Linked DNA regions of Homo sapiens: region 2 is linked to region 1. A link is an interaction called in ENCODE POLR2A ChIA-PET data of the cell type or tissue named here. Cell type or tissue: PC-9. All regions are shown on one strand. Each heading gives the region's core, and the rest is flanking DNA. Links, peaks and the distances in the headings are about the cores only. Region 1 has its middle 5.4 kb from the start of REN. Region 2 overlaps PLEKHA6 (pleckstrin homology domain containing A6).

What was found. Peaks named below come from ENCODE experiments on the same cell type or tissue, not always from the same donor. Only the 100,000 strongest peaks of a DNase experiment are listed, where the experiment ranks them.
Region 2: POLR2A ChIA-PET joins it to region 1 with 8 read pairs; 1 of 35 experiments calls an interaction of 5 or more read pairs at or near these places.

What each region holds. Positions count from the first base shown.
Region 1 is chr1:204,169,521-204,173,912 of GRCh38, reverse strand. No RefSeq gene overlaps it. Among named protein-coding and RNA genes, the nearest start is that of REN, 5.4 kb to the right of the region's middle. RefSeq lists cis regulatory regions at 1,913-1,951, 3,658-4,392, enhancers at 1,792-2,017, 1,699-2,290 and a promoter at 1-4,392. In PC-9, for the core only: no CTCF peak of the experiment used is centred there; a DNase peak (open chromatin) is centred at 2,042; H3K27ac peaks cover 3,444 bases.
Region 2 is chr1:204,310,585-204,314,976 of GRCh38, reverse strand. All of the region lies in intron 1 of PLEKHA6 (pleckstrin homology domain containing A6), which reads left to right. Among named protein-coding and RNA genes, the nearest start is that of PLEKHA6, 47 kb to the left of the region's middle. In PC-9, for the core only: no CTCF peak of the experiment used is centred there; no DNase peak of the experiment used is centred there; H3K4me3 peaks cover 794 bases; H3K27ac peaks cover 383 bases.

The DNA of each region.
Region 1 (4,392 bases), core at 109-4,108:
CACGTTCTGTTCCTGCTGGGACTCTATTTCTTTGTCTTCAGCTATTCATTGCCAATGCAGCCTTCAGATCACAATGCGAGTATAATTTTGGGTGGGAGGGAAGCTTCCTGGAGTTCCCTGACTGGCACTAGTCATCAGCGCTATTTTATATTTATGCATGATGATAATAATCTATCTCTTCCACAAGACGGTGGGATCCATAAACAAGAGCAGAAACTGTGTTTATTTTTGTGAACTTTGTAACTCCAGCATCTAGCAGAGTGCCTCACATTATAATAAAGGCTCCATGAATATTTGCTAGTAAATGAAAGAGGACTGAAAGAGCAATTTAGGGGTGCTTCATAAATGTTCATTTATTCTGACAAGATACCCCTACCATGAAGGATCTAAAAGTATTCCCCTGTCCCCAAATAATTCCCCCACTCCCAACCACAGTTCCTGAAAAATCACCACTAGGGTCCATCGTTTGGAAAGGGCCTTATCATCTCTGAGGTCAAAACACATTAATTAGCCAAAACATTAGCCACAGAGATGAGCTCCTCTCATTGTCTGTACTGCCCACAGCTGGTGTGGAGCTGGTGTAGAGGGCAGTACCCTGGAGGCACAGAATATTAGAATATTAGGGTATCAGAGCATGAAGACACCCTTGGTGCCATCCAGCCATCTGCTTCACTGTACAGATTTGGAAACTGAGGTCCAAAGAGGAGAAAGGAGGGATCCAACATCACATAGCAAATTTATGGTAGAATGAAGACTAGGATCCAAGTCCCTGACCACCAACCCAGGGCTCTTTGCACTGCCCATTGCAGTTCACTAGTTCATCCACTTAATAAATATTAAGCACCACTGTGGGCAAAAATCATATTCATACATACATAAAGAACTCTGCTGCAAAAGCAGCTAAGTTGGTGCTGTCATAGAAGGGCTTGTAGCCATGCTGTGGAAGCCTACAGCAGAAAGCAGTCAATTCCAGGCTGAGTCAGGGCCTGCTTCATGGAGGAGGGGGTAATATTTGAAGTGGGCCCTAAAAAATAATCAGGGAAAAGCCAAGATAGGCATCTTAGCCTGAATAAATAGCACTCATCCTGGGATTTAGGGACCAGATGTCTGTCTGGGGAGCTGTACTTGACTGCTTGTAAAGCTACAGGGAAAAGGAAATGAGGCAGAGAACCAGGGCCTAAAAGGGAGTTAGAGCCAAGCAGAAAGAGGAGAATAAGTTGGAAGATCAGCTGCCCTACCTCTATTTAGCAGAAGCCAAAACCCTGAAGACTGCCCTTCTCTCCCACCCTTACTAGGTCAACAGAGGATAGACAACCCCCTCCTCCCCCAGCTCCCTGCTTCCAGAGGATTATGTAACCAAATCCAAGCACACACCACTCACCACACAACAGCAAGTAAGCTGAGAGGTAAGGTGTTGGGGCAAAGAAAGCGACCCTATTCAGAAAACCAAGAAGATGGTGGACTAGCGTCATAAAGAACCATCTGAAGTCAGCATGACTTTTAGGTTACTTTTTACATTTAGGGGAGGGGGAAGAGGAAGAGGTTGGGATCAAGAGGTGACTGATGACCGCAGACACCTGGGTGCCAGCAAGGGTCTGAGGAGTATGTAAAAGTTCTTTTTTCTAGGTCAGGTCACAATGTTCCTATAAATCTTTAACATAACATTGTTATTTCTCTGTATTCTTCCTTATCTCCTTGGGGCTTAGTTTGGGGGAAAGAGCTGTTATCATTTTTTTAAGTTGAACTGCAAGCTAATCTATAATTAGCTGGTCTGTGTACAGAGCTAAGCAGAAGCTTTTAACCTAAAAGATATTACCCCTGGGGGTCAGAGGCAAAATGGAGTCAGTCATGCTAAGCCTCCCTCCACTATTTCAATTTCCCCATTGTCAAAGGTTCATCCCACAGTCTTGTGGGATTGGGGAAAATGAGACATCATTACTCACCTGGCTACTTCCTGCCAAACAGGGTTGACAAGGGGTGACTATGGAATGAAACCATTTGACCTGGCTAAGGAAATATTTCGTAGTGCCATTTTTAGGAACAATGATCATCGGCATTTCCCTTTTTGCTTTGATAGTTTTAGCGAGACTTGCACAACCTTTGTTTACACAGTACATAATAAGTTTTACTAGAACGTAGGCCACCATGACTAAAAGAAGAACATCAAGGCTGAATTTAAGAATGCCTCCCAAGATTGATGGAATTACACTAGGAATCCAGGAGAATAGGTCTTTAAAGCAGTCTCTGTAAGTGCCCCCAGATTAAGCCTGCTTTGGTGTTCTAAGGTTTGTTAAAGCCAGGTAGCCTGTTGTCTAATTGTATCAATATGGGTCTGTAGAGGAGGAATTAAGCTAGCAACAGGTGGCTAGCTTAGGGACGCCATTTGGTAAGTAGAAAGTAGGCTTGCGGCTGGGCGCGGTGGCTCACGCCTGTAATCCCAGCACTTTGGGAGGCCGAGGCGGGTGGATCATGAGGTCAGGAGATCGAGACCATCCTGGCTAACAAGGTGAAACCCCGTCTCTACTAAAAATACAAAAAATTAGCCAGGCGCGGTGGCGGGCACCTGTAGTCCCAGCTACTCGGGAGGCTGAGGCAGGAGAATGGCGTGAACCCGGGAAGCGGAGCTTGCAGTGAGCCGAGATTGCGCCACTGCAGTCCGCAGTCCTGCCTGGGCGACAGAGCGAGACTCCGTCTCAAAAAAAAAAAAAAAGAAAGTAGGCTTGCAGGCTTGTGGGTCCTTATTATTGCTTTGCATGTAGTGTCTAATGAGGTGCTGCATAAGAAAGAAACATGGGGCCTCTGGGTATGGAGTTATCAATTGGATCCTATGTATGATTTGAGAAACCAGCTTCTATAGATCTAATGCCCAAGAGGCTACATGACTAAAATTATGTGTACAGGAACAACTAGAGGATCAGAGTGGTCATGTACTGAACAAGGTTTAAGATGACAAATCTGGCAGTGTGATATGCTAGTGAAAGAGGCAATAGATTGAGAAATCCTAACTCAAGAGTTGTCTTGCCAAGGAAACAAAAATCTCTAAAGGACATGCAAGACACATAGGGGATACATTTTCATTGTACTTATCTTTTTGTGAAACAGTAGCTTTCGGTCTTTCAAGTGCTCACAAGCCCACTGTTTTCCTGGTTTCCGGATTAGTGGGCTGTCTTCTGGTGGTACTGCCTTGACCTGAGTATAATGTGCACATGGCTTTACTCCAGCAAGTTTAACTGATAAGCGTGTGTTCACCAGCAGCTCAAATGGCCTTGTCCACTTGGCAGCAAATTGGTGTTCAGGTCCTTGTTCTTTCCAGGTATTTAGGAGGATCTAATTTCCCAGTTGAAAAGGATGTAGGACCACATCTGCTGGATGAGTGGTCCTGCTAGAAGCAAACTCATGAACAGAAGTTAGTATAGTGCCTAGAGTCTTAATATTTGGTAATTGCCAAATCTCTTAAAACATCAGTTGGTTCTCCCACCAGGACAAAAACCTAGAATGGGCTACCAGATAATACTTCAAAGGGGCTCAATTTGAACCTACTTGAGGGAGCCACTCGAATCCACAACAGCAATCAGCAACATCTTATCCCAAGTCAAATTAGTTTCTTGATATATTTTGGCAATGCTTCTTTTTAGAGTATGGTTCATCTTTTCAGTTTTTCCCATGGATTGTGGTCTCTAAGATGATAATCTAAAGGTTTCAGGAAGAGACAAGTCACAGCTCCCCTGACACTCCTGTCACCATCATAGATAGTCTTTGAATTAAGGTAGGTGGGTATTAACTACAGAATACGTTGCCCCTGTATCAATAAGAAAGTCAATAAGTTTGTTCCCCACTGTCAATTTTACCCAGGGCTCCTGTGGGACTATGACAGCAGTTGGCTAAGCATACATATTCAATGTATGTATGTTACAGAAGAAGCTACGAATATTTATGAAGGTGATCCTGACACATGCGTATTGTACAAACATGCATGTTACATATGACCCATGTTTACCTTGAGGTGAAAGCGTAACATTTAAATGTACTACAATTAGGCCCTGTACATCAAAAGGTCTTTTCAGAACACAAAGGCATGCAAATGCACAATCTCTATAACTAGCTAGAACCAGTTCATGGCCAGCAGTCTTATTATCAGGAGAAAATTAGTGAAATCAGTCTTTTGTTCAATCAAAGCTATAGTTATGGCTGGTGGAACTGGGGTTCAGTTAGTCAGCATCTATGAACTGGATGAGTTGAAATTGTTTTAATATTGCTTGTCTTAAGGCCAGTGCTTGCTTAGCTGCTAGAGAAAAAGAGAAACCTTGTGTCATTGAGAATATAGCTTATTCTTTAAGTGTAAGGATGCATGACTTAACTCTTGCCTGGCATGGCCTTAGGTCCTGTTTATAA
Region 2 (4,392 bases), core at 227-4,226, 140 kb before region 1:
GCCAAGCTGGCAGAGCTCTGGATCACATGAGGGCACCGAGGCCTACATTGATACCTCTAGGGGTTGGATTTGGAGTCACTGAAGCCCCTGTGGAATTAGAAGACCTAGATCCATCCCTGAGTACTATTCCCTACTCCCCAAATACCAGCATACATGCTGTCCCTGTGAAAAGCTTGTGGGCATCCATACCAGCATCTCTACCGCCCCTGCGCCATTGTGGAGGTAAGAGATGAAGTGGATAAAGGTCTCTGAGGCAGGGAGATAAGGGCCTAGAAGAAAGACAAGCTTGACTCAGGGAAGGGCACAGGAGAAGAAGTTAAGGAGGATTCTGCTATTTCTCGCCCCAGCTTGGTTGGGATACTCATCTGACACCTGAGAGTGAGGTCCGCCAGGAGCTACAGAGGCAGCAGGTGTCTGTCTATTCCCCTCCAGTCTCCTTGGTTAGACCATCCCCAGGCCAGGGGGAGTGGTGGCCAGTTAGGATCAGTCTTGTCGTTCCAGGATCCTTCTCTGCACTTACTGTTGGCCCAGTCACTCCATTGTCGTCTGCAGGAGTATTAGATGAAATTCCAGAGACTTCAGTCTCTAAAGAAGAAAGCTTTTCTAGAACAGGGAATTTATTTCTCTCCCCGGGCTCACAGGGGAAGTGGAACATTCCATTTGAAGGGTGAAACAGGAACAGGTGAGCTACAGTTCAGACAACAGGACTCTGAGACACAGGTTGAGGGAGTGGCTGAGCCACTCATGCTGTCCACCTCTGTCTCTGCCATCTTATTATCAATCTGTTTGAGGGCACCTTGCTTCCTGTGCCCTGATCTCAAGATGCTAGGATGGCAGGATATGGCTCTGGGACCCCTAAGGAAGACAGGTAAGAGGACATCCCTCAGAAGATCCTGTCCCTCCCCATCTGGGGACCCTCACTTTCCCACCCACCAGTGCTGCTGTGTCCCACAATTCTGAGGGCACCGTTCACATTGTGCTATATGGGAATAGTACCCCCTGGGGTTGTGCAGAGGCCAGGAAGTCTGTGCCAGCAGATAAGTAGGAGGGCAGAATCGGACACTTTTCTGTGTTCTAGGCAAACAATAGAGACCTTTCCAGGAAGCTCGGGGGAGGGAGCTGCCTGTAAGAGGATCCCCGGGGAGATGCTCTGTGGGGTGGCTTGAACAGGTTTCTGCATTTGCTGCTGCTTGCTTAATTAGACACCTACATGGTGCTCTCTGCTAATGACCATGTCTCCCAGGGAGATGACAGATAGAAAGGTGGTTAGCTGCAGAATGTCAGGTGAAAATCTCAAAGACAGCCACCTGAGGATGGGGGCATGGAGGTGGAGAATCATATGATTTCCTTGGGCTAATATGGAATATAGACTGCCAACAAGAGAATTTTCTCCCCAGGGACTGAGAAGAGAAGCAGTAGCCTCAAGGTCAGCTTCTTTCTTCAATAGTAACATCTTGTGTGAGCTCTGAACTCCTGGCTGTGGTTTGTGCTCTTGAGAAATGGGGAGGTCATCCCTATGTTCAGGGAGTCCCCGAGGCCAGATGAGCCCAGGAATGTGCATGTTTCTGGAGGTAGGCATCCTGGAGTGGAGGACAACCCGGTGTTTTTCCAGCACCCTGTAAGTTAGGTTGAAAAGATGAGCTGTGTGGGGAGGCCTGACTATTGTGTGAAGTGCATCACTAAGATGGTGAACTCCAACAGGGCGATTAGTCAGGAACCATCCTGGGATTTGGAGCTGAGCTTTGGAAATGGGCTAAGGGCTGGGCACAGTTGGTCCCACTTGTAATTCCAGTGCTTTGAGAAGCTGAGGTGGGAGGACCTCTTGAAGCCAGGAGTTCAAGACTGGCCTGGGCAACGCAAGGAAGGAAGGAAGGAGGGAAGGAGGGAGGGAGGGAAGGGAGGAAGGGAGGAAGGGAGGGAGGGAGGGACAGAGGGAGGGAAAGAAAAGAAAAGAAAAGAAAGAAAATGGGCTAAGGGCCTGTGCTTTGAGAAGCTGAGGTGGGAGGAATGCTTGAGGCCAGGAGTTCAAGACTGGCCTGGGCAATGCAAGGAAGGAAGGAAGGAAGGGAGGGAAAGGAAAAGAAAAAAAAGAAAAGAAAAGAAAAGAAAAGAAAAGAAAAGAAAAGAAAAGAAAATGGGCTAAGGGCCTTGATGCAAATGCTTCAGAGCTTCTCAGAGAGTGCACTAGAGGCAAACTGATTTCTGCTGATGACTCGGGAAGTGGCTGCATTTTGGCATTTGTGATTCTTCTGTGCCTGTCCCCAGCACACTCTAGCCCATCTTTGTGGAACTGGGATTGTTGGGATATGGGTAAAGAGGTCCTGTGGTCCTCTCCTGGGTGAGCCAGCCAAATATTTACCAAAGCAGCGCTGCCGAGAAAAGGTGCCAGGACCCAGGTGAACGTTGTGTTTGTGCTGCCCAAACAATGCCATGCTTCATGGGGTCCTGAGCATCCCGGCCCTGTAGTAAGGCCTGGAGCCAGACCCAAGCAAGGGCAGGTTGTAGGAAAGCACAGGACTGTGTGCCACTTGTGAGCCAGAAAGGTGTCACTCTGCCGTTGAGTGTTTCTGGGATGCTTTGAATGGTTTTGCTCTTGTTTCCTCCATCCCAGGAAGGCCTGAACACCCCCAGAGGGTGGAATCTGGAGAGGGACAGTAGGATTGCTGTGTGCCGTTTATCTCTCCCATGCTTCTGATGGAAATGATGGAAATAAGCATTTCTGCACATTTCAGGGACAGAGTGAGGTTGGCAGAGATGATCGACTGTCATGGAAGCCTTGGACTGTAGGGAAAAGACTGGGTTTTGAAGCTGAGTAGACCTAACTGAATTTTGGCTGTGTCACTGACTAGTTGTGTGATGCTGGGCAAGTTAGCTAACTCTTCTAACCATGAGTTTCCTGTGCTATAAAATGGGAATACCACCACCCACCTCCAGAGTTTCTGTAGGAATTCAATGAGAAAATATGTATAAAGCATCTATCCAGCACTGGCTCAAGCATTAGGCATTAGCATTTTGTCATGTAGCACCAACTTAATGCCTATAGTAGGAAGGGTAAGAAATGGGCTGAGACCAGAGGAAATGCTATTGCACGAGGGATTCAGTTTAGATCTTAGGATGCATTTTCTGAGTTTAAGGATTTTAGGGCCCGCATGGCCATGGGTGATTGTGAAGTTTCCTCCTCTAAAGAAATAAAATGATTCCCTTTAGAGTGTAATCTTAGGGCTTTCATGTTGGGAAGTAGGAAAAGGAATTATATTCAATTTCATTCAATAAATATTTTTGAGCAAAGGTACTTTCAGTTCCAAAGAGTTGATGATTTTGTGTTTAAAAACCCTTTGAACATCTTGGAAGGAAGAAATATTTGAAAACTGTATTGTATTTGGCAGTTATCATTAGTTTTTTTTTGTTACACTCAAGAAGCCTTAATCTGCTTAGTTCTGGAACTAGAAACAATGAGTAGAAGCAGAATAACTTTTTTTTTTTTTGACACAGAGTTTCGCTCTTGTTGCCCAGGTTGGAGTACAATGGCATGATCTCGGCTCCCCACAACCTCTGCCTCCCAGGTTCAAGTGATTCTCCTGCCTCAGCCTCCCGAGTAGCTGGGATTACAGGCATGTGCCACCACACCTGGCTAATTTTGTATTTTTAGGAGAGATGAGGTTTCTCCATGTTGGTCAGGCTGGTTTCAAACTCCCGACCTCAGGTGATCTGCCTGCCTCAGCCTCCCAAAGTGCTGGTATTACAGGCATGAGCCACCTCGCAGAACTTTCTAACAGCACTCTTCAACAATGGAGCAGGCTACCTTCCAAAGTAGTGAGTGTGCTGTCTCTGCAGGAGTTCAAGCGGCCTGTGGATAACCATCTTTCATAGTGGTTGCTGAGGCCTTTTCCTGCACCGGCTGGGAGGGCAGACTGCTTAATGCTGAGATCCCTCCAAAATGTGGGAGGCTCTCATTCTGGGATCACCAAATCTCCCAGCTCAGGATAAGGGGTTTCCCTAACTCTAGGCTAATGCACTAGAGATTGGAATTAGGGCAAGTTCCTCCCCACACCCGCATCATCACCGGAGGCATTCTTCCTGACTTCCTTCTCCAAAGCAGAGCCTCTTTTCTCTCCCTAAATGTCCTTTACTATGATTTTTTCTCCCAAAGTCTTTGAGCTTTTGTGTACTCTCCCTGCTGCATGTCTCAGAACTAGCTTTTATTGTAGATGAGTCTTTGCCCTCTGTTCCTAATCATTTCTAGCAGGATGAGAGATTGGCAATCAAGCAACTATTTATTGCATCTCTACTACGTATAAGGCATTTGTATAGGAGCTGAGAGGGAAGGCAAGGAATTGCAATAAATAGTCCAATCCTTAAAAATCTTCAGTCTCTCTTTTGGAAAAACGTTTT